Regions from separate parts of the Homo sapiens genome. Here all the other regions are linked to region 1. Evidence: chromatin loops called from intact Hi-C (ENCODE). Cell type or tissue: endothelial cell of umbilical vein. All regions are shown on one strand. Region 1 holds the start of LOC105377223 (a long non-coding RNA gene). Region 2 overlaps KDM5D (lysine demethylase 5D). Region 3 has its middle 130 kb from the start of KDM5D.

What was found. A loop is a pair of places that touch in the nucleus more often than their neighbours do. Peaks named below come from ENCODE experiments on the same cell type or tissue, not always from the same donor. Only the 100,000 strongest peaks of a DNase experiment are listed, where the experiment ranks them.
Region 2: a loop joins it to region 1, with 2.8 times the contacts of the local background. A loop is called at or near these places in 6 of 110 quality-filtered maps.
Region 3: it touches region 1 in a loop (2.3-fold over the local background); 3 of 110 quality-filtered maps call a loop at or near these places.

What each region holds. Positions count from the first base shown.
Region 1 is chrY:19,563,393-19,571,392 of GRCh38, reverse strand. LOC105377223 (a long non-coding RNA gene) reads left to right here and starts at 4,384. Exons shown (of 3, transcript XR_938628.4): 1 at 4,384-4,411. It also overlaps the pseudogene TXLNGY. In endothelial cell of umbilical vein, no CTCF peak of the experiment used is centred here; DNase peaks (open chromatin) are centred at 3,602 and 4,182; H3K4me3 peaks cover 2,333 bases; H3K27ac peaks cover 879 bases.
Region 2 is chrY:19,710,935-19,718,934 of GRCh38, reverse strand. It overlaps KDM5D (lysine demethylase 5D), which reads left to right. Exons shown (of 27, transcript NM_004653.5): 14 at 2,220-2,339; 15 at 2,462-2,656; 16 at 2,931-3,112; 17 at 3,196-3,320; 18 at 3,436-3,583. Among named protein-coding and RNA genes, the nearest start is that of KDM5D, 30 kb to the left of the region's middle. In endothelial cell of umbilical vein, no CTCF peak of the experiment used is centred here; no DNase peak of the experiment used is centred here.
Region 3 is chrY:19,610,967-19,618,966 of GRCh38, reverse strand. No RefSeq gene overlaps it. Among named protein-coding and RNA genes, the nearest start is that of KDM5D, 130 kb to the left of the region's middle. In endothelial cell of umbilical vein, no CTCF peak of the experiment used is centred here; no DNase peak of the experiment used is centred here.

The sequences.
Region 1 (8,000 bases):
AACTCACTAGCTGACCACAAACTGATGTAGAGACATCTGAAACCCACATACAACAGTCTTCACAAAAATAGTTTGGCCACTTAACAAACCCCAAAATTCACTTAAAAAAACCCCGTAACAACCAGCAACCACAAACTCTGGTGAGTAGACAGAATCTGATTTCCAGTGTTATGACCAGGTATTCCCCAATACCACTTCAAGACAAGGCCAAAGGGTATCTACGCCTTCTTTTGACCTAAGATTAGTCAGTCTTTTCTTTCATCTACAGACCACAAATTTTGTCTTACCACTGGTCATGCACTAAAATAAGAGCACACACTCACTTTAATAGCTCATCTGAAGAACTGGTTTACCATGTGAGATACATTTCCTGCTCTCTGTTCTCCCCATTTGCTTGTTCAATTTGTCCTTAAGTTTCTACTAATCCTGCTTATCCTTCCCTAGGAAAGAAAAATATTTGTTTGATTTTAAGGTGCTTAAGCTTCCTGAATTCAGTGTTATCTCTACTAGAATAATCTCTTTAATGTCTAAATCTGAATTTGACAGTTACCATATGGTAATATTCAAAGCCTTCGGTTTCAAAAAAAATTGTAAGTCATGCAAAAAAAAAAAAAAGGAAAAAAAACAGGAAAGTATGGGCAATGAACAGAAATAAAAAAAAATAAAAGAAAACACTCTGGAGGAAGCCTAGGTTTTAGACTTACTAATGGTTTTATAAACCAACTGTCATAAATATATTCAAAGAGCTAGGTGGGAAACCACAAACAAAGAGCTAAAGAAAATTAGGAAAACAGTAAGTGAACAAAATAATAACATAACCAATCAAATGAAATTCTGAAGCTGAAAAGTACAACAAACTGAACATTTTACTAGACAGGCTCAACAGCAGATTTGAGCAGGCAGAAGAATCAACAAACTGGAAGCTAAGTCAACTGAAACTATACAGTCTGAGGAACAAAAAACAAAAGATAAATAAAAATCAAGGGCTTAAAAGACCTTTGATTCTCTCCAACATACAGAGACATGCCTATTACCCACAATAGGAAGAGGCAGCAAAGGGGTGGTAAAGGATATCTGCAGAATAGCCGAAAACAACTTCACATTTGATGAAAATCATTAATTTACACATCCAAGAAGCTCCAGGATCTGTTAAGTAGGAAAAACTCAAAGACTATCCTTCAAAATAAAGGAGAAACTGAAATATTCCCAGATACACAAAAGCTGAAAGAACATACTACTAATAAATCTGACCTACAAAAACAATGCAAAAGAGGGCCCTGTAGTCAGAAATAAAAGGCCACCAGACAATAATTCAAACCTATAAAGAAAAATAAAGAACAATGGCAGAGATAACTATGTAGGTAAATATAAAAGCTAGCATTATTAAACTTGGGGATTGTAAGGTTTTTTCTATATGATTTAAAAGAAAAATTTACAAAACTAATTTTATAAAATAAATGTATAAAACAATATGATATCGACACACACTGTATAAAGAGGTAACGTGACAATCAGAAGTCAGAGTGCAAAACTATAAAGGAGCAAAGTTTCTATACACTACTGAATCTAAGATTCAAACTACTTTATCATAAACAATAAACCAATTCAAACTATTATACACTTTATTGTAAGTGTTAAGAACAGAAAAAGATATTCCATCAAAATAATAAGCAAAAGAAACTAAGACAATTATGCTAATATTACACAAAATAAACTTTAAGACATAATATTTTTAAAGAGACAAAGGACGCTATCCATTAATAAAAGGGTAATCCACCAAGTAGATTTAACAAATATTAACTTATATGCACTTAAGCCCAAAATATATTAAGCAAAAACAGGCAAAACTGAAGGGACAGAAAATCAGCACGAGAATAACAAAACCTAAAAAAGCCCATCTTCTCTAGTTTCTGACTTAAGTATTGTAACTTACCAAAGAATGACAGAGTCATTTTTCTTTTTAATTGATCTAAGATTTTTAAAACAACACAAATATTATTTCTGCATCCTGGAAAAGAGGGGCAGAGGTTCAGTTAAAATTAAGTAATTTTTATTTCCCAGTCAGTGACATACAGGAAATAAAAAAATAAAGGTGATAAGGAAGTAACCTAAAAGTGAATTTGGAAATACAAAATATTCAGCAATTTTTAAAAATAAAAATTTTAAAAAAATTTAGATACGTATTTCAATCCGATCTCAGTTAGTTGAATAACGAAAGAAAGAAACCCAAAGTAAAAAGATGGCCAGAAACATGAGCAAAGAAGAAAGGAATATGAGGTTAAGTATAGAAAAGTAAGACAGAAACAGAAGTAAATTCTCATTATTCACAACTAGCTATTAACTAGAGCTCTGCTCTTCAAAGGGTCATTAACTTTAGTTGTAACATGGTCATTAAAAATGCTATTTGATTAAACCTTTGTTTCTAATTGAAGGACTTTTTGTTTCATCACAAGGAGCATAAACAAGAACTTACTGAGCTTATGTATTAAATTGCAATGCTTTTTTATTACAGCTCTCTCCTGGGGGAAGCAAATACTGAGGATAAGTGACATGTCCAAAATGACAATGCTGAATCCCCCAGTAAGTTCAGGCAACAGCTTCTTTCCCAATTATGCAAGTTCTAAACCTTTCTGTTAGAATACAAGGAGAGAGGGAGGGAGAGACAGACAGAGAGATAACTCAGCAGTAACATATTCATGCACAGACCAAAAAAAAAAAAAAAAAAAAAAATCTGACCCTAAGCAAATCCAAAACCTAACTTTGCTCAAGCGTAAATGTACTGTAAATGTTAAGTAAACATAAATCCGATTAAAAAGAGGCATTTTGCTGAAATGTAAACTGAATCTTTTTTCCTCATTTTTGAAGCTCGTGAAACAGATTAGAAAAATATTTCAACATTTCACAAAGGAATTTTTTTTGAGTATTGAAATGCATAATGAAGTAAGCGCTACCTTACTTACATAACTAAGTATGTAAGACATTGAACGTTTGAACATGTCTAAATTAAAGAAAAATAAAGAGCATTCAACCATCTTAGGCCGTTTCTTTGCAGTTCTGTATTTCAGGGTCCTGAAAGTTTTATATGCTGCAGCGAATTCCTTGCGCAAACTTTTCTAATCTTTAGGCACCAAACCCCAGAAGAAAAGGGATTTCGATTGTTTTAAACGCCGTCTTAATTTTGCGGTATTCAAAGGAACGAGTTGAGTAAAGTAAGGAAAATGTTCCTGTGTCTCCAGGATTGAGAGATCAAAGACGCCGCACTTCAGCTTCCGCTTTGGCGTGCACAGGACAGAGAAAGAGCAATGAAAGAAAGAAGAGAGAAACGAAGAGAGAGAGAGAAAGAGAGAGACAGAGAAAAGAAGAGAAAAGAGAAGATGTTTTGCAAGAGAAGTTGTCATACGATAATGGTGCCCAATTTAGATCGAGGTCCTCTGGCATCACCTCTCATCCTTGGCTGGAGATGTAGCCATGTAGGTAGCGTCAAGAACTGAAGCCCCAGAGCTCAGTCGGTCTCACCGACTGGCTGCGGCCACTTGCCATCCGGTCCTGTGACTGAGAAGGAAAGGAGACTGCGTAGCTGGGGGTGCAATGCGCAGCTGCAGCTACAAAGCCCGGCTTTCATACTGTGTAACAGCTTCACCTCAACTGGCGTAGCGCACCTCAACACATACTGCTCAATAGCTTCAGGAGAGAACTAGCCTGTGTCCCAAGTAAGCCCTAGACGGTGGTGACCAGCACCGGGAATAAGGCGACGGCAGGGACTGGAAAGGGTACACCTGGTGCGTGGGTCCCCGCGGTGCCAGCCACACGTGGCTTTCATACCTAGCGCGCCCTCGGGGTCGCACTCTTCCCGCTGAGATCAGGGCGCGCCCTCAGCCACTCTTCTCTACCCCTCTGGACAGGAACCCACCCCAGAGCTGAGTTGCGTTCTGCCCTGTTTGGCACCAATCGTCTTGGCGCCACCGCCGCTGCCTCTTCTCGGTGTTACCTCTCCCCTACGCCACGAGGTGACTTCCGCAGCAAAACCGGCAGAGTACCCTCACGGAAGCTCATGGACTTAACGCGGGGCCCTATAACTCTGGCGACCAATCGCTGCATGCCAAGTACCACACGTGACCGGAGGAGGTTGACTCCGCCATCCACTCTTCCTAACACTACCAACCTATCTTGGGGAGTGCGGGAGGGTGGGGAACATTAAATCCTGGGCTCGGCCTCAGGCCGACAGAGCCGAAAGTGGCCTCGGGAACCTATGCCTGTTAAAAAAAGAACTACAAGTCCCAGCAGGCTGAGCGGCTACGGCTCTCTGGACCTGCTCGGGATTGGAGCGTAATGCAACGTTCTAGGAAAGAGAGTATTTCTTCTGGGTGTGGCCAACCCGGATTTGTAGTTCCCAGGCCGGTGTTCCCGTATGGTAAGGTACTCATTACTGTTCTGGAAAGGTTTAGATTTTTATTCCAACCGTATTCTTTTGTTAGAGAATGTACGAAATTAACGACAAGTGAGAGTACACATAAAGTCTATTTTCTTATTGCTTAATCTTATGAGGATGTTACCTGCTGTTCCTAGCCATCAATGATGTAGGGATAAAAAATACATGACGTTAAAGGGTAGGTGCATTGGCTTTCAGCTTATCAGTTTTTAAGCTCTGACACCGACCCAGACTCCAGCCTGTCCAGTGCAATGGGGTCCACGTACTGTTCCCCGCTGACCCACGCGGGCTTGAAACAACTATCAGCAGCTATTTTGCACCAAGTACAGGTTAAATGGACTCCACTTTCTCCGCTATCCGTTTCTTACTTACAGTTATACGTTTGTTAATCCATTTATTTTCCTTGATATGATGGAGGCGAAGGGGAATTCCCTGAAAAACATCACCTATTTGTTTTAGATGCAATTACGGTTCCAGTCATCAAAACTTGGGAGATCAGGATAATTCATACACCATGCATTGCCTTGTTTTTAAATGCACAATTTACTAACTTTTCATATATATGTATATATGTGTGTATATATGTGTGTATATAAGTGTGTATATATGTGCGTATATGTGTGTATATATGTGTATATATGTGTGTGTATATATGTATGTGTGTATATATGTGTGTGTGTACGTATGTATGTGTGTGTGTATATATATATGTAATCCTGACGTAAGTGGACTTTGCGTCTAGCTTCTTTTGCTTATAATAACGGTTTTGCTTCCAAGGTCGTAGTATAATATCAGTACAGTTAGCCCTTTGTACTAGTGGATTCTGAATCCCTAGACATCTGTAGATTCAACCAACCACAGATCAAAAATATTCAGGAAAAATAAATGAATGGTTGCATCTGCGCCAAACGTGTACAGACTTTTGTCTTGTCCATATTCCCTAAGCAATATAGCAACTATTTACATAGCAGTTACTTTGTATTAGATATTATAAGTAATATATAAATGATTTAAAATATACAGAAGGAGGTGCATCGGTTATGTGCAAATACTACATCTTTTTGTCAGGGGATTGGAAGGACAGAGTCTGACCCTGTCACCTATCCTGAGTGTGACATACAGTCTTGGCTCATTGCCACCTCTGTTTCTGACGCTCAACCAATCCTTCTGCCTCACCGTGTAGCTTGGACTACAAGCTCACCATCATGGCAGGCTAATTTTTGTACCTTTTTTTGGTAGACACAGGTTTTCACCATGTTACCCAGGCTACACATTTATATCAGGGACATGAGCAACTATGTATTTTGGTATCTTGTGGACGGGTGCTCCTGGAAACCAGTCTCCCTGGAAACCACAAGACAACTGGACTTCATTTATTTTACAGCTCTAATATTTCATTGATTGGATATACATTTTGTTTACTTTTCCATCAGTAAACAGTTGAGTTGTTTCCACTTGTTGACTATTTTGTATAGTGGTGCTTTGAACATTCATGTGCAAGTATTTGTTTGAGTATATGTTTTGAATTGTTTGGAATTGCTGGATCGTGTAGTAATTTGATGTTTAATTTGTTTGAAGAACTGACAAATGTTTTCCACAGCAGCTGCACAATTTTATATGCCTACCAACAACATATAAAAATTCTAATTTCTCTACATCTTCACCATACTTGCTTTTCCCATCTGTTTGATTAGCCATTTCACTGAGTGTGATTATCTTGCTGTAGCTTTACACTTTATAGTTGTTATTTTAATTGACAAAATCATAATTGTGTATATATAATTGTAGTTTTAATGTACATTTCCTTATAGGTTAATGACATTGAGCATCCTTTTCTGTGCTTATTAGTCATTTATATGTCTTCTTTGGGAAAATGCCTATTCAAATCTTTTGGCTTTTTAATATTTGAGTTGTTGGTCTTTTTCTATTGACACTTAAGATTTCCTTATACATTCTGATATAAATCCCTTGGTAGATATGGTTTGCAAATACTTTCTCTTATTCTCTGACTTTCCTTTTTACTTTCTTCATGGTATCCATTGCCTCATAAAAGTTTTTAGTTCAACATATCCAGTTTTTATTTTGCCCTTGTACTTTTGATGTCACATGTTAGAAGCCATTGGCTAATCCTAGTACATGATGATTTAGGACTATTTATTTATCTAAAAGTTCCATAATTTTAGTTCTTACATTTATAACTTTGAACCATCTTAAATTAATTTGGTAGGATCCAACTTTATTCTTTAGTTGTTGATATTTGTTATCCTAACACCATTTGTTTAAGGCTACTCCTTCCTGCACTGAATAGTTTTCTCACCTTTGTGAAAATCAGCTCATCACAGATGTCAGAGCTCAATTCTAGACTATGAATTTTACTCTATTCACCTATAATCCTGTCCTTACACCAGTACCACACTGTTTTTATTATTGTCATTTTGTAGCCGGTTTGGAAATTGGGAAGCCTAATTCGTTCAACTATATTTTCAAGATTGATCTTGGTTTCTGGGTTTCTTAAAACTTCATATATTGGGAGGCTGAGGGGGGTGGATCACAAGATCGGGAATTCAAGACTAGCCTGACCAACATGGTGAAACCCCATCACTACTAAAAATACAAAAATTAGCTGGGCGTGGTGGCGCATGCCTGTAATCCAGCTACTCAGGAGGCTGAGGCAGGAGAATCACTTGAACCCGGGAGGCGGATGTTGCAGTGAGCTGAGATCGCACCACTGCACTCCAGCCTGGGTGACAGAGCAAGACACCATCTCAAAAAAAAAAATCATATGAATTTTCAGGTTATCTGTTCATTTCTAGGAAAATAACACAAACAAAAAGCTGGTTGCAATGTTGACAGAGATCTCATTGAAGTTGTAGATTAGTTTGGGGACAATTGGCATTTTAATGTTATTAATTTTTCCAATCCATAAATACAGATACCTTTCCATTTTTCCTTAGGTTAATTTCTTTTAACATTATTTGTAGTTTTCTGGTACAAATCTTATATTTCTTTTGTTAGATTTGTTATATGTATTCATTATTTTAATGATATAAATTGTGTTATTTTCACTTTTGAATTATTCATTACTAATGTATGGAAATACAACTGGGTTTTATATGTTGATATTATTTGCCTCAACGTTTCAGAATTGACTTATTAGCTTTGATAGATAGGTGGTGTATGTGTTTCCTAGTATTTGCTATATGCAAGATCTTGCAAATACAGCCATCTTCCACATAACACTTCAGTCAACAACAGGACTACATAGACAATGGTGGCCTCATCATATTATAATAATTTTACTGCACCTTTTTATGTGTAAGTGTGTTTAAGTAAACAAATGTTTACCATTGTGTCCTAATTGCCTACAGTATTTAGTTTAGCAACATGCTGCACAGGTTTGTAGCCTGAGAGCAATAGGCTATATCATATAGCCTAGGTGTGTGGTAAGCTAAACTATCCAGGTTTCTGTGGGTACAGTCTATGATATTTGCACAATGACAAAATCACCTACATATGCCATTCTTAGAATGTATCTCTGTTGTTAAATCACCTATGCATGCCATTCTCAGAA
Region 2 (8,000 bases), 150 kb before region 1:
CCTCCCAAAGTGCTGGGATTACAGGCGTGAGCCACCGCGCCCGGCCAGGGCTATACTTCTTTTCTTTGTATGCCTACTAATGTTTTAAACTGAACACTTTTCAGAGTATTGCTTCAACTCTGAAAATCGTATTATCCCCCTTGTCTTCTCTCAAAAAATTTGTTGTTGCTTTTATGTACAATAGTTGTTGTTTGGTTAGTAAATTTTCTGAACTGGTTTTTTTGGGGGATATGTTTTAAAGGTGAAATTCACATAACACAAAACGAACCATCTTAAACCGAACAGTTTGGTCTCATTTAGTACATTCACAGTGTTGTGCAACCACCGTGTCTACTTAATTCTAAAACATTTTAATTTCTCCAGAAAAGTCTCAATACAATTTATTTCTCATTCATCCCTGCTTCTAACCTTGGACCACAGGTTTACTTTCTGTTTCTATGAATTTATTCTGCGTATTTCTTATAAATGGAATCATACAATATGTGATCTTTTGTATCTGACTTCTCAAAGTTCATCTGTGCTATGGCATGAGTCAGAGTTTTATTCCTTTTCCATGGCTGAATAATATTGCATTGTATGGACAGATCACATTCTACTTATCCATGGGTCTGTTAAAGCACATTTGTGTTGTTTCCACCACTAAGCTATTGTGAATATTTCTACTGTGAACATCTGTGTGCAAATATTTGTTCAAGTTCTTCCTTTCAGAGTTTTGGGTATATACCCAGAAGTGGTATTGGACAGTCATATGGTAGTTCTCTGTTTCAACTTTTTGAGGAACTTACTGCTTTCCATAGCAGTGTCATAGCCATTTTGCATTCTTACCAGCCATGCTCAAGGGTTCTAATATGTCTGCATTCTTGCCAACACTGTTATTTTCTACCTCTTTTTGTATGGCAAGAAATAGTATCTTGTGTGGCAAGAAATAGTATCTTGTGGTTTTGATTTGCATTTTCCTAACAACTAAAGATAGTGAGCAATTCTTTGTATACGTGAGTAATCTTTTAGTTTTATGTTCTTTTTCTGCTTTCTGTTAGCCTGTTGGTCATCTACCAACCTAACAAACTCTTTCTTAAGCCAAAACAATAATGATAATAACTAATAATAGTATTAACTACCCAGTCTTTGCAGATTGTGTCTGATTGGTGAAACTTTTTCGGGGCTACTTTAAAAACTATTTTAGACTCCACCTTCTGCTTCGGAAGAGCATGAAAGTCAGATAGAGGTGACGTTAGGGTCTTAGATCTTTTCTGAGCATGTATCTTGCCCTGGATGTTTAATGTGGCTTTCTCAGTTCTCAAATACTACGTGGAAGCTTTTTTAGAATCCCTTTTTCCCAAAATATCTCTTTCTCTAGGATTTGCCTCCCAGGCACTTAAAATTATCTGTTGTTTTTCTAGTCTCTCTCTTTCTCTCTCTCTCTCTCCTCCCCACCCCCACCACCCCATTTTAAAGCTGGAGGTGGCTGTGACTAATACGTTTGCTTTTTTATACTTTCCAAAAACACAGCCTGGGAAGTCTCCTGTCTTCTAAGCGAACTGTCAGGCAGGTGAAAGAAAATCAGGCCCTTGAGGTAGTCCTCCAGGAAGCCACCAGACAAGTCAAAACACACCACCTTAGTTCTTCGGGAAAAAGGTTCACATCATGGTTCCTGGCACCAATCAGCTGCACCAGCATCTCAGGTTGCTTTCCCACAGTAGCTGCTTACATAGGAATTGGGGCAAGTGTGTGTATGCAGGGAACTTAGTGCATTATAGCACTCTTGTACCACAATGTAAAAGCTTTTAAAAATCCATTAAGTGTTCTCCTGATTTGGGTTTTTTATTTTATTTTATTTTATTGCACTGCTCTGAACATTTCAGCACTAGATCATTGTTTGAGTAGAGGGACAAAGTTGTGGAGTTTCCAACTTCATCATTTTTGGTGACTTAATTCTATGACTTTAAAAATTTGCATTTCTTTGATTATAGAAGCAAAGAGTCTTTTCACTTGTTCGTGGACCCCTCTATATTTGTTTTTTGAATTACACATATTTTGAGTACTTTTCTATGAATACCACTTTTAAATTCACAATCTCATTTTTCTTTTAGGACACGTACTTGAAGATAGAGCCTTTCCACTCTTCCTACATCTGTTACAGCATCTAGAGACATCTTTGAGTTCACATCTGGCCCATTAGTTCTGACCCACACCTCTTTCTGCTTTTTTCTCCTTTTTAGGTTGTCCGCACAAACCAGTGTGCAGGGGAGTTTGTCATCACTTTTCCTCGTGCTTACCACAGTGGTTTTAACCAAGGCTACAATTTTGCTGAAGCTGTCAACTTTTGTACTGCTGACTGGGTGAGTGAGCATGCAGTGGGCCTGCAGGTAGAAAGTATAAAGAATATGGGTAAGGATTATTGTGGAGAAGCTATGCATTGTGGTCTCCAGATAGCCACACACAATCTTGAACGCACTTGCAGCTACCTGCTGGACGCCAGTGCATTGAACACTACCGCCGGCTCCGGCGCTATTGTGTCTTCTCCCACGAGGAGCTCATCTGCAAGATGGCTGCCTTCCCAGAGACGTTGGATCTCAATCTAGCAGTAGCTGTGCACAAGGAGATGTTCATTATGGTTCAGGAGGAGCGACGTCTACGAAAGGCCCTTTTGGAGAAGGTGGGTGGTCAAGAGCAGAGCTTAGGGATTTAGTCACATATATTACGTTACAGAGACACAGACCAACATTGAGTAACCACTGTGTGCCTGATCTTTAAGTCATGCATTTTGAAATGTAAAGACAGAGTCTGTATGTGTTTATATTTTTTCTTCCAATTTCTCTACAGCTTTCCTTACAAGGTTGAGTCCACATCAGGGCTCAGTGTTGGCTGAGGTGGGGTGTCCACAACCCTACTCCTAGTCTTTACAGTATATGTGGGTTGAACACCCCCAGGGCGTCACGGAGGCTGAGCGAGAGGCTTTTGAGCTGCTCCCAGATGATGAACGCCAGTGCATCAAGTGCAAGACCACGTGCTTCTTGTCAGCCCTGGCCTGCTACGACTGCCCAGATGGCCTTGTATGCCTTTCCCACATCAATGACCTCTGCAAGTGCTCTAGTAGCCGACAGTACCTCCGGTGAGCATGGGAACACTGTGGGGACGTGAAGGAGGTTTTAGAGCTGGGCCAGATGTGTACCCTTCCCGGCTTTCTTCCTCTAGGTATCGGTACACCTTGGATGAGCTCCCCACCATGCTGCATAAACTGAAGATTCGGGCTGAGTCTTTTGACACCTGGGCCAACAAAGTGCGAGTGGCCTTGGAGGTGGAGGATGGCCGTAAACGCAGTGAGTGACAGGAAATGGAAGGAACCCTTGTGTAAGCCTTATTTCTTTCTTTTGGGTATTCTCAACCTTCCTTTTCTGCTAACACTGCCTACCTGTTGCAACTTACACTCTCCAGGCTTTGAAGAGCTAAGGGCACTGGAGTCTGAGGCTCGTGAGAGGAGGTTTCCTAATAGTGAGCTGCTTCAGCGACTGAAGAACTGCCTGAGTGAGGTGGAGGCTTGTATTGCTCAAGTCCTGGGGCTGGTCAGTGGTCAGGTGGCCAGGTACGTGAGAGGAGAAGGCAAAGAAGGGTGTCAGTGTGTGAAAATGAATAACAAAAATGGATAGACTATAAACACACAATCCTGTTTGAGGCTGAGGCAGGAGAATTGTTTGAACCCAGGAGACAGAGGTTGCAGTGAGCCGAGATGGCATCATTGCACTCCAGCCTGGGCAGCAAGAGCAAAACTCCATCTCAAAACAACAGCAAAAAAAAAGAAGCACAGACTCAGATTTTACTGAGAAAGAGTAGATAACACATGGACAAAAAGCAGTATAATAGAAACTAGAAATTACTGAACTAAAGTTTCTAACAAAATAATGTGGCAATAAGATATAAATATATACTAGCAAAATTGCAGTTTTTTCCTACTTCTTAGGAAATCTCATAGCGTTATGCAGACATCGGAATTTCCACAAACTTTACTTTTGGCTGTGTAGTTAGGTAAAACTTCAGAGGTTAAAATAATCCTAGAAATTTATTTAACTGTTAGTTTCCAAATGTGTAAGACAATAGATACATATAGTTTTTAGATTGAAAAGTAAGTGATTATGTACAGTCAGGCATCACTTAATGATGGAGATGTGTTAGGAGAAAAGCGTCATTAGGCGGTTTTGTCATTGCTGCATACGCACCGTCTACTTACATAAACCTGGATGCTGTGACCTCCTACACACCTAGGCTGTGTGATAGAGCCTGTTGTTCCTAGCCTGCAAACCTGCACAGCGTGATACTGTACTGAATATTGTTGTCAGTTGTAACACTGGTGAGTATTTGTGTATCAAAATACGCAAATGTAGAATTACTACAATAAAAGAATTGTGGAAGACATAAAATATGGGGCACTTACCATGAATGAAACTTGCAAGACAGGAAGTTTCTCTGGGTGAGGAACCGACTGGTAAGAGAATGTGAAGACCTTGGACATGACTGTACACTACTGTAGACCTAATAAACGCTTTACACTTTGGCTTTGTTAAATTTATATAACGGTATCTTAAAAAGAGATAGTAAATTAGCCTCAGCTACTGTAAATTTTTAAAACTTTTTTTCAGGGTACATGTGCAGGTTTGTTATATAGGTACATTTGTGTCATGGGGGTTTGTTAACCCCATGTACATAGGGGTTTTATCACCCAGGTATTACATTCAGTACCCCTTAGTTATTTCTCCTGATCCTCTCTCTCCTCCCACCTTCTACTCGGTGATAGTCCCCAGTATGTGCTGTTCCCTCTATGCGTGCGTCCATGTGTTCTCATCATTTATCTTACACATATTAGTGAGAACATGTGGTATTTGATTTTCTCTTCCTGTGTTAGTTTGCTAAGGATAATGGCCTCCAGCTCCATCCATGTTTCTTCAAAGGGCATGATCCTGTTCTTGTAATATCTGCATTGTAATTCCATGGTGTATATGTACCAGTTTTTCTTTATCCAGTCTATCATTAATGGTCATTTAGGTTGATTTCATGTCTTTGCTTTTGTGAATGGTGCTACAGTGAACATAACACGTGCATATGTCTTCATGATAGAACAATTTATATACCTTTGGGTATATACCCAGTAATGGGTTAGCTGGGTCAAACGGTATTTCTGCCTCTAGATCTTTGAGGAATTGCCACACTGTCTTCCACAATGGTTGAACTAATTTTACACTCCCGCCAACCCTGTATAGCAGTTACTTTTTCTCCGCCACCTCACCAACACCTGCTATTTCCTGACTTTCATAATTGCCATTCTGACAGGTGTTATCAGGTGGTACCTCACTGTGGTTTTGTTTTGCATTTCTCTAATGATCACTGATGCTGAGCTTTTTTTCATATATCTGTTGGCTGCATGTATGTCTCCGTTTGAAAAGTGTCTGTTTATGTCCTTTGCCCACTTTGTAATGGGGTTGTTTTCTTCTTGTAAATTTGATTAGGTTCCTTTATAGATGCTGGATATTAGACCCTTGTCAGATGTATAATTTGCAGAAGCTTTCTCCCATTCTGTAGGTTGTCTGTTTACCCTGTGTGTAGACAGTTTCTTTGTACAGGAGCTCTTTAATTAGGACTCGTGTCAATTTTTGCTTTTGCCGCAGTTGCTTTTGGCGTCTCCATTGTGAAATCTTTGCCCATGCCTGTGTCCAGTTGTCTTCCAGGGCATTTATGGTTTCAGGTTTTAAATTTATGTCTTTAATCCATCTTGAACTGATGTTTGTATAAGGTACATGGCAGGGGTCCTGTTTCAGTTTTCTGCATATGGCTCAGCCAGATTTCTCAACAGGATATACTAATTAGGGAGTCCTTTCCCCATTGCTTGTTTTTGTCAGCTTTGTCAAAGATCAGATGGTTGTAGGTACGCATCCTCATTTCTGGGCTTTCTATCATGTTTCATTGGTCTATGAGTCTGTTTTTGTAAACTGTTTTTGTAAACATTTAATTTCTATTTGAATGTTTTACTCTTTTCTAATAATGGTTAGCTTAAAACACAAATGCATCATAGAGTTGTACAAAAATATTTTCTTTCCTCATATTGTCATTCTGTAAACTTTTCTGTGTAAACAATTTTTAAGTTTGTTTTCCATTTTAAACATTTTTGTTAAAATCTAAGATGTAAAGACACACATTGGCCTAGGCCTACACAGAGTCAGATTCTGAATGTTACCATCTTCCCCCATCTATATCTTATTTTAGTGGAAGGTCTTCAGGGCACTGACACACGTAGAAAGGGATCTGTTAAGATAACCATGCCACTTCCTGGAATACTTCCTGAAATACTTTTGAGGCTGCCTGACAGTTAACTTTTGTTTATAGTAGGAGTATATTCTAAAATAATAGTTTAGAAAAATGTGGTGTCAAGCATTAACCAGTATATGGCTGTTTGTTATCAGGTATTATGTGATGCATGTGCTAGACAGATTCTTACATGATGGACAGTGCATTGGGTTGTTTATATCAGCATCACCACAGACACATGAGGAATGTGTTGCTACTTTACAACTGCTACGATGTCAGCAGGTGATAGGAATGTTTCAGTACTGTTATAATCTTACAGGCCCACTATCATACATGTGATTTGTCATTGAAATGTCATGTGGTGCATGACAATGTTAAATCATGTATTTGTAGAAACTCTATATAAAAAATAATAAAGCTGTGTTAGTAGGAAGGAATTTTAGATAAACTACTCTATTTAAAAAAAATAAAGCTGTGTTAGTAGGAAGGAATTTTAGATAAAGAAGGGATTTTTTTGTCATTAGGTTTAAGGGTCAGAATAAAGGTATCAAGACTCTAAAGCAAGGGTATACATTTGAACCAGTTTCTACTTGAGAATATAAGTAATTTTTTCAAAAAACTTTAAGAAAACATAGAAAGATTTTGAAGTGGAGAAGTACATAGCAGAATGGATATTTGAAATTTATTATTTTGGGCCTATTTGGAGGATGGGTCCCACAGGATGTGGCATGGTCTGATTTAAATTAAATAAACTGATAAGGAAGCTTTTTAAATAGTCCATCACATAATTATTAGCCTGAGCTATAATTGAGATGCTAGATTGCCTTTTTGGCTTTTCTGTGCCACCTAGATATTCAATGACCCATGCTTACTTAGCTTAGTTTCTTATGTTTTGTCTTCATTCTCATGTCTGTCATATTTTAGAGACACATTATTTCAAATATTCTTTTTTTTTTTTTTGAGACGGGGTCTCACTCTGTCACCCTGGCTGGAGTGCAGTGGCACGATCTCAGCTCATTGCAAGCTCCACCTCCCGGGTTCAGGCCATTATCCTGCCTCAGCCTCCCAAGTAGCTGGGTCTACAGGTGTGTGCCACCACACCTGGCTAATTTTTTTGTATTTTTAGTAGAGATGGGGTTTCACCATGTTAGCCAGGATGGTTTCAATCTCCTCACCTTGTGATCTGCCTGCCTTGGCCTCCCAAAGTGCTGGGATTACAAGCATGAGCCACCGTGCCTGGCCCATTATTTCAGTATTTCCTACTTGTTCTTAACCTTTTTTCTCATTGCTGCCTCTCTTTAAAACATGGAAACTTAAAATTTTAGAATAAATTTCACTTTTCTGGATAACTCCTTTCCCTACTGTGGTTCAGGAGAAATAAGGCTTTTCCAGATTGAACCCATGATACCCAAATAACATGCCCTGCATTTCCATTTTAATCTGCCTCAAGTTTTCCTCATGCATTTAACTTCCTGGCCTCTTCAGTTTTCTTTGTCTTGTAGGCAGTTGGAACCAAAGAGTAAATCTCAGAAGTTGTCATCCTGTAGTACTATTTTGCTTCTGACATAATGAACTCTCATTTCTTGTCTAGAATAAATTTATTATTCTGACCATACTTATCATCACTTAGCCCTCCTTTCTTCGTAATCCTCCCATTGCATTTGTACTTCAGTTTCTGGCTTAATAGATGTTTTGTCTCACTGTGA
Region 3 (8,000 bases), 48 kb before region 1:
GGAATCAGTAAATATATTGACGCTCAAGTCTTTCCTAATTGGAGAGCTCTGATTAGAACAATTAATTCTGCTTCAGCAGAAACCTGGGGAAGTAAAGTTTTTGCCTCAGTGACCTCTTGTTGGCTAAATACCGCAAAACCTGCCTTTCTTATTCTCTCATGTATAAAGCTACTCCCATCTGTAAACCACTCATCAGGAATAGACAGAGGCTAATCTTTCAGGTCAGACCTGCTATAATTTCCACACAGGAGGGAAGTGAGTTGGGGGTCTGTTTATTAGGATGTGAAGTGTAGCAACAGGATATCAGAGTTTAATACTCAACATATTATAAGGGTTACATCTGGGGTGTCAAGGAGAAAAACCTGTTATTAAATAAGTGACCTCCTGTTAGCCATTGATAACCTTTTGCTTCTAAAACCCCCTGTACTTGGTGGGGGTTATGACATCTAATTATTATCCCAAGGTAAACTTACTGGCTTCTTCTACTAATAGAGCAGTGGCTTCCACAGAACACAAGGATCCTGGCCTTCCAGCTGCCATCTGGTTTCACTGTTTAGAAAGGTAAGCCACTGGTCTAGGGCTATTCCTGGGCCTTCGAGATTGGACATTCAAACCATTCTTTGTTTTTTGGGCACATAGAGGGTAAAGGTTTTTTGAAGTTACAGAGTCCAAAAGCAGGAGATGTTTTAGATTTTATTTTAGGGTCAAGAATGCCTGTTGGCAATTTTCATCCCAATTCAAAGGATCATGATCACTCCCTTTTAGAGCTTCATGGAGTGGCTTTGCTCTAAGACCAAACCAGGGAATCCAGATCTCACAGAATCTTGCCATTCCCAAAAGGGTTCTTAACTGTTTCTTAGTCAGAGGGGGTTGGGGGACCAAGAGGGTCTCACTTGGGTTACTTTGAGCCAAGGTGTTTTCACTTTGGGGTCAAAGTCCTTGTCCCAAGAATGAATACATATTCCAAATATTTAATCCTTTCACAGAGATCTGGGCCTTGTGGGGGTACATTATATTCTTGCTTTTCCAGAAAATTAAGGAGATGAATTGTGGTCATGGCAGAGTATTTTCTGGTAGATCTAGATATTCATAAGTTATCTACATATTGCAAGAGAGCCCATTAGTTAACTGCAGTTTCCTTAACTCCTTGGCCAATGCATTGCCAAACAGATAGGGAATGTATCTAAAACTCTGGAGAACTGTTCAGGTAAGTTGAGATGCAGCATGAGTGTCTGGATCAGTCCATTCAAAAGCAAAAAATATACTGGGAGTGCGGGTATAAAGATAAACAAAAGAAAGCATCCTTCAAATCTAACAATGTGAATCAATGAGCATCTTCAGGGACTTCAGTCAGTATTGTACAAATATTAGGAACTAATGGGTGAACCGGGACTACTGTCCCATTTAATTCCCTTAGAGTCAAAATAAATTTATATTCCTCAGTTGATGTCCTTACAGGTGGAATGGGGTGTTACATGGAGACTACAGGGCTGTTATATTCATAACTTTAGGCTATCATTATTGAGGGCTGGATGTCCCTCTGAGCCTCAGGATTCAAAGGATACTGTTTTGTTTTGTTTTGTTTTGTTTTGTTTTTTCCCACGGGTAATTAACACTGGGTTTTAGGACAGTCTGGACTGGGGGTACATTAACAGTTGTACTAGAAACTTCCATGTCTCAAACAGAGGGGTCTACTAGAGAAGCAATATGTCATGGAAGGCAGTTCTTCTCCATATCTGTGTAAAGGCAAGTATTTGAAGCTAGGAGAACTGTTCCTTCTGGCCTGTTGCCCTCTCACAGAGCACTTTAAAGTGAGCTGTGATGTGTAACTTGGAAAACAGGTCTCTCATAATAGGATAAAACACTCAGGTATAATATTAAAAACCTATGGCAAAATATATGGTCCTTTACAAAGCAACAAAGTGGGTGGGTGAATCTCTTCATTCTTGGCTGGCCATCAGTTCCTGTTACTGTACAGGAGTGGGAAAACAGTAGCCCTGGGAAATGGGTTAAAACTGAGTAGGCATCTCCTGTGTCCAATAAGAACTCAATATTTTTGTCTGCTATATCAAGGGTTACTTGAGGCTCCTCTGTGGAGATGGTAAGTTGTCCAGTGGGAGATATAGAGAATGTTAGGCCTTATAGGTTCTCTACTTTTTTGGCCATTATGAGTCTGAATGTCTCAAACTCCCTTTTTATCCTGGTGCAATCCTTCCAGTGACCTTCTTGCAAACAGAAGACAAGTGCTGTTTTTGACCTAGAGGCTGGTAAGTGAGGGACTCTCATCTGAGCACCCTAGATGCCAATGTCACACATTTCTTTGAGGAGGGTAACTCTGAGGCAGGAGTGGGCCTAAAGTTGCCAGTAACAGTTGTGCTGTCTAGACAGTTCTTTTGATTTTTGCCTCTTCCTCTGCCCTATCCCTATTTTTGCAAACCCAAAGGCAATGCCTAGGAGTGTCTCAGGGGTGTTAGGGTCAAATTGCTACTTCTTGCTTTATCCAAATGTCAGGGGGCAGACTGAGTAATAAAATGCACCCCCAGAAGAGCTCACACTTCCAGGGAGTCAGGGTCTATATTGGTATATTTCCTGACTGCCTCAACCAAAAAGCCCTGAATTAGACTGGGATTTTCCTCTTTTTCCTGAGTTATTTTTCTTACTTTATCATAATTAACTGAATTAATCGCACACATTGTCTTATAACTAAACAAGTTAGTATGTGATTTCTGCATTTGAGATCTTGAAATCTTTACTGGTAATCCCACTTAGGTCTAGATCTGGAACTGCCTCTCCTGCTACATGATAAATGGCATGGCCTGGGATACACACAGCCATTCTGTATGTATGTTTATAAGTAGTACCTGGAATTCTTTGTTATTCATCTACAGTACCAGTGGATAATAATATTTGCATGCCAAGCCAATTAAATAGAGGATATTGTCAACTTCACAAACTCCTCTACAAAATTCCCTAAATCCTCTGAAAACTGAGCAATTTATTCCTTGCATACAGCCAGATCAGACATGAAAAAAAGCACATATACTTCTATTGTTCATCTATCTCCATCAGTTACTTCCCACAATAGACACAAGTTTGATTTTGGGGACTAATGTGGGACCTCAATCCTGGCAGTACTGGTTGGGCTTACTTCATTAGACAGTGGAGGATATAGGCCAGGGCTTGTTGGATAAGGTGAAGGAGTGACTTATGACCTTGTGGTGAAATTCTGCACTTAATAACTAGTGTGCTCCCTCAGAACTAGGGCACTGAGGAGACTCTGAAGGGAAGATCATACACATACCAGGGGAGCAGCTACTAGGAGGTCCTGTAGCATATCTAATGCAGCTTCTGGATGTCTGAGAGTATCACAAGCCAGACACATTCTACAGCGAGCCCTTAGGTTAAGATCCCGATAGAGGGCCAAAAAGCCTGCACATAATAAAGTTCTTCCCATCTTATCTCCTTTCTACAAAGCAAATATGATTGTACAATATCATTATAATATAAAGAACCATGCCTAGGCCAAATCTGTTGGATTGCAATTTTGTACTGAACCCAAACGTTATTGAAATAGTAAATGGGATTTTTCGTTTTCAACTTATCTAATAATTTGCATTTACTCCATTTGTCTAAAGAACACTCTAGTGCCAAGTTCTTCAGGATGGTTGCTGTCGGTCCTATGTCTAGTAAGAATCTCTTACAGATCACCTGTAAAGATCTACAGGGGGTTTTAGTTAGCTTCTCTTTAGCAAATATTTCATTACTTTTTCCTTTTAAATTCCCACTTTCCACAAAATATACACAGCAAGGCATCATGAAAGTGGACTATGAGCTACTAATGGGCAATTGGATGTTGAACCTAAATTCCACAGAGAGCAAGGGTTGGGCAGAGAGCATGGCTAAACAAATGTGACTGAAGAAGGGAGGAAGACAAGAGTAAACAGTGTTGCCCAGGGGAAGATCTCAAAGGCCCATACTTGCCAGCAAATCTACATACTTGCCAGTGAATCTACCCTATAGCAGAGATACCATAAAAATATTCAGATGGCCACTTGTATACCACTGTAGGTAACCATACATCAGGCAAGGGAACTGGAAACTCCCAATGCCTTTGACCACGAGGGGTTTGAGAAAGACAGCAGTAAGCAAACAAAAAGGGGCCTGCAACTGGCTTTTATAAAAATAACTTCTAACTTCAGAAAGAAAAAGATGAGATCAATATTCCCCCAAACAATGTCTACAAAACTCACAATCCTACATGGAATGTCAATGCTGAAAATCCCAGGGCATGTGAGAGGGCAACCAATATCAAAACTGAAAACACAGAGCCTGAATTTCTGCCAAGGTGTGTCCCCAAATGCCAAGAACTCTGGGGCACCAGTGGGGTAGCAAACAGTGAACCCAAGACCAAGTTGGGGTCACTGAACAACATGACTCTGGCATCCCAGAGTCAAAACAATAGGGGACCTCATACAACCAAGTGTCTTGCCTTGGACACTTGCACAAACAGTTAACAGAATGTCAAAAGCAAATATAACATTGCAAAGAAAATATCCATTTTAGAACTGAAAATAAAATGTCTAAGGAAACAATAAAATGGAGTCAGAGAAGAAAGGATTATGGGGAAGAGGTGACAGAGGTATACTCCGGGGCACTCTAATGATGAGGAACTTCTAACTGACCACTTAACCAAAGGCTTTTATTCTGTAGTTATGTCGATACTATAGAGGGGGTGGCATGCAGAAAGAATACTTATCCATCCACAGAAGCCAAGATGGTACTGACTGATCTATGTGGAACCTGGGTTAAGGTCTCTCCAGGATCCCTCAGCTTCATTATAGGCCACCAATAATGAAGTTTGGGAATTTTCTAAATAAAAAACTGAGTGGGAACAGGTGCCACTGAAGGAGGGGCCAGTATGAGGACTGGTAACCCAGAAGCCTGCCAGTTAGAGCAGTGGGTCCCACATGAGGTAGCAGCATTGTTCCTGTCTCACCAGAGACAGCAGCACTATGCCTGTCCACTTGGCTCTGCTGCCTGCCAGGGAAAATGATTGTTCTACAAAGAGCCTTTGGTTTTTGTTACAGGTTTTAAGTGTTAACAGAGAGCTTTTGGAGACTCAATCACCAATTGCTTCACCACATCTCACTGTTTTTCTTCTCATAGTCTCACTGATTGCCTTACTCTCACAAATTTGTCTTCTCTTGACATCACCTCACTGATGACGCCATCACCAACTTTCACACTGTCATATTCTTCTTTGTCCCATGTTGGACACCAAACTGATACAATGCAGGTGAGCCCCAAATTGGGGCTTAGTCTGGGAGTGTTCTTTGCTTTGCCCAGAAAAGAACTCAAGGGTAGTAACTTTTGGGTCATCAGGTAATTGCCATTTTGTTTGTCTGTGCCCTGCCCCCAAGAGGTGGAGCCTACAGAGGCAGGCAGGCCTCTTTGAGCTGTGGTGGGCTCCACCCAGTTCGAGCTTCCCACTGCTTTGTTTACCTAATCACACAACGAACTCGGCAATGGCTGGCACCCCTCCCCTAGCCTGGCTGCCGCCTTGCAGTTTGATCTCCGACTGCTGTGTTAGCAATGAGCGATGCTCTGTGGGGTAGGACCCTCCAAGCCAGGTGCGGGATATAATCTCCTGGTGCGCTGTTTTTTAAGCCTGTTGGAAAAGCGCAGTATTAGGGTGGGAGTGACCCAATTTTCTAGGTGCTGTCTGTCACCACTTTCTTTGACTAGGAAAGGGAATTCCCTGACCCGTTGTGCTTCCCAGGTGAGGCGATGCCTCACCCTGCTTTGGCTCACGCACAGTGCACAGTACCCACTGTCCTGCACCTACTGTCTGGCACTCCCCAGTGAGATGAACCCGGTACCTCCCTCAGTTGGAAATATAGAAATCACCCGTCTTCTGTGTCGCTCACGTTGGGAGCGGTAGCCCAGAGCTGTTCCTTATTCAGACATCTTGGCTCCTCCCTCCTGAAAATGCTTTTTCAAAATGTTGTATGAATAACAAATGAAAGTAGTGCATGGGTTGCTGATATATATGTTATTATACACTTGCAAATAACTTTTGAAGATACCTGCCTTGCCTTTTTCTCATGAAGTTATTGAAGTGCTGGGAGAAAAACAGAGAAGTGAAATGAGTAAATACATTCCCCTCCAAATAAGTCCAAAAGTCCAAACCAAATTTCCAATGCTAGCATCATTTTTGAATAAATTTTAGTGAATAATTAACCAAATAATTTTGGAACAACTAATCAAAAATACGATTATACACAGTTGTTATATGCTGTATTTAATCTGGACAAACATTCAAACCACATTACTCTTGAATTAATTTTATTATCTCTAGGCTGAAAATATTTACAAAGATGAAGAGCCAGACATCAGAGGATTGGAACCGGGGTATCAAATGTCTTCAACCTAAAGTACAAGGAATTATTTCTCAGTGTTTGGAATGACTTGACTTCCTTGAAAATATTGTTGCAGAGTTGGGGACTACTTTTAAAATATCCTCCATTGAATGTAATTCTACATGAAAGCTTGATTTTTCAAGTGCAAAATGCAAGTGAGAAATAAGGCATATCATTCATTAAACCCTAATTCCAGCACTTTTAAATGAGCTACTTTCTTGTATAATATTTTAGCTATTAAGGAACAAATTGTCGCTTAAGAAATGTATCTATCTTAAAAATGCAAGTAGCAGGAAATTCCCCATTAAGTTAACCATTAAGGTCCTTATTTTCTTAAAATTCTTGTTTGCAAATATTCAAGAATAACTTTTATGTTTGTTCTCTTGAGCAGTTCTTGATTGTCTTTGCAAGAAATAAAATATTAATAAAAATATTATTTTCATTTGCATTTTCCTAATGATTACTAACATTGAACATCTTTTCATGCAGATTTTATGCAGAAATCTTTCAAGTTATTTTTTCCAATTTGGTTTTTGTTGTTTTTTTATATATATACCATATTCTTATTACATACATAACACAGAAATATTGTCTAATTTTATAGAGGAGACATATTTTATGAGACATAAATCTATAAAATGAGACAAAATATTTACAAATATTTATCTACTTACTTTCTAATTTTTTGATGCAATAAACTTTTTAATTTTGAGGTCCAATTTTATTATTATTATTATTTGCTCATGCTTTTGGTGTCATAACTAAGAATTTAATGCCAAACTCAAGGACATAAAGATTTTATTCAAGTAGTTTCCTATGTTTAATTCTAAATTGTATAGTTTTAGCTGTTGCATCTAGGTTTTTGAGCCATCTTAATTATATAAGAAACAAGCATGATGTCATTCTTTTACATAGAGCTCTTCTTTTCTTCCAGCACCATTTCTAGAAGTGCCAAAGCCCAATCAAATTATCTTAGGCACCTTTGTTGAAAATCAATTAGGCATAGAGAGACAAGTTTGTCCTTAATTATCAATTCTATTAAATTGATTTATATGACTATTTTTATTCTATTGCACTATTTCAATTACTGGCTTATTGTAGGTGTTGAAATCAAGCAGTGTGAGTCTTTCAACTTGATTATTTGGGATTCCTTGCAATTCTATATAATTCTGAGGATGGGCTTTTCCATTTTTGCATTAAAAGCCTTTAGACTTTTAATAACATATTTTATGAATATGGCATATCTTTCTATTTACTTAAGAACTTCTTTAATTATTTTCAGCACTATTTTGTAGTTTTCTGTGTACAAGTAATTTACCTCTCAATAAATTTGAGTATATGTTACTCTCAAAACATTGTAATTAAAATTATTTTCTAAATTTTCAATTTTGAAAACTTTCACCAATTTCATTGCTGGTATATAAAGACACAAATACCTGTTATATGGTAATGTCATGTCTTTTCCTGGCCTAACTCTTATGGCTTGTAAGTCTCGTAAAATACTCATAAAATACTGTATGTCTTATAAAAAGTAAAAATGGGTATCCTTTACAGGAGGCTCCTCTGGGGACTGAGAGGGTG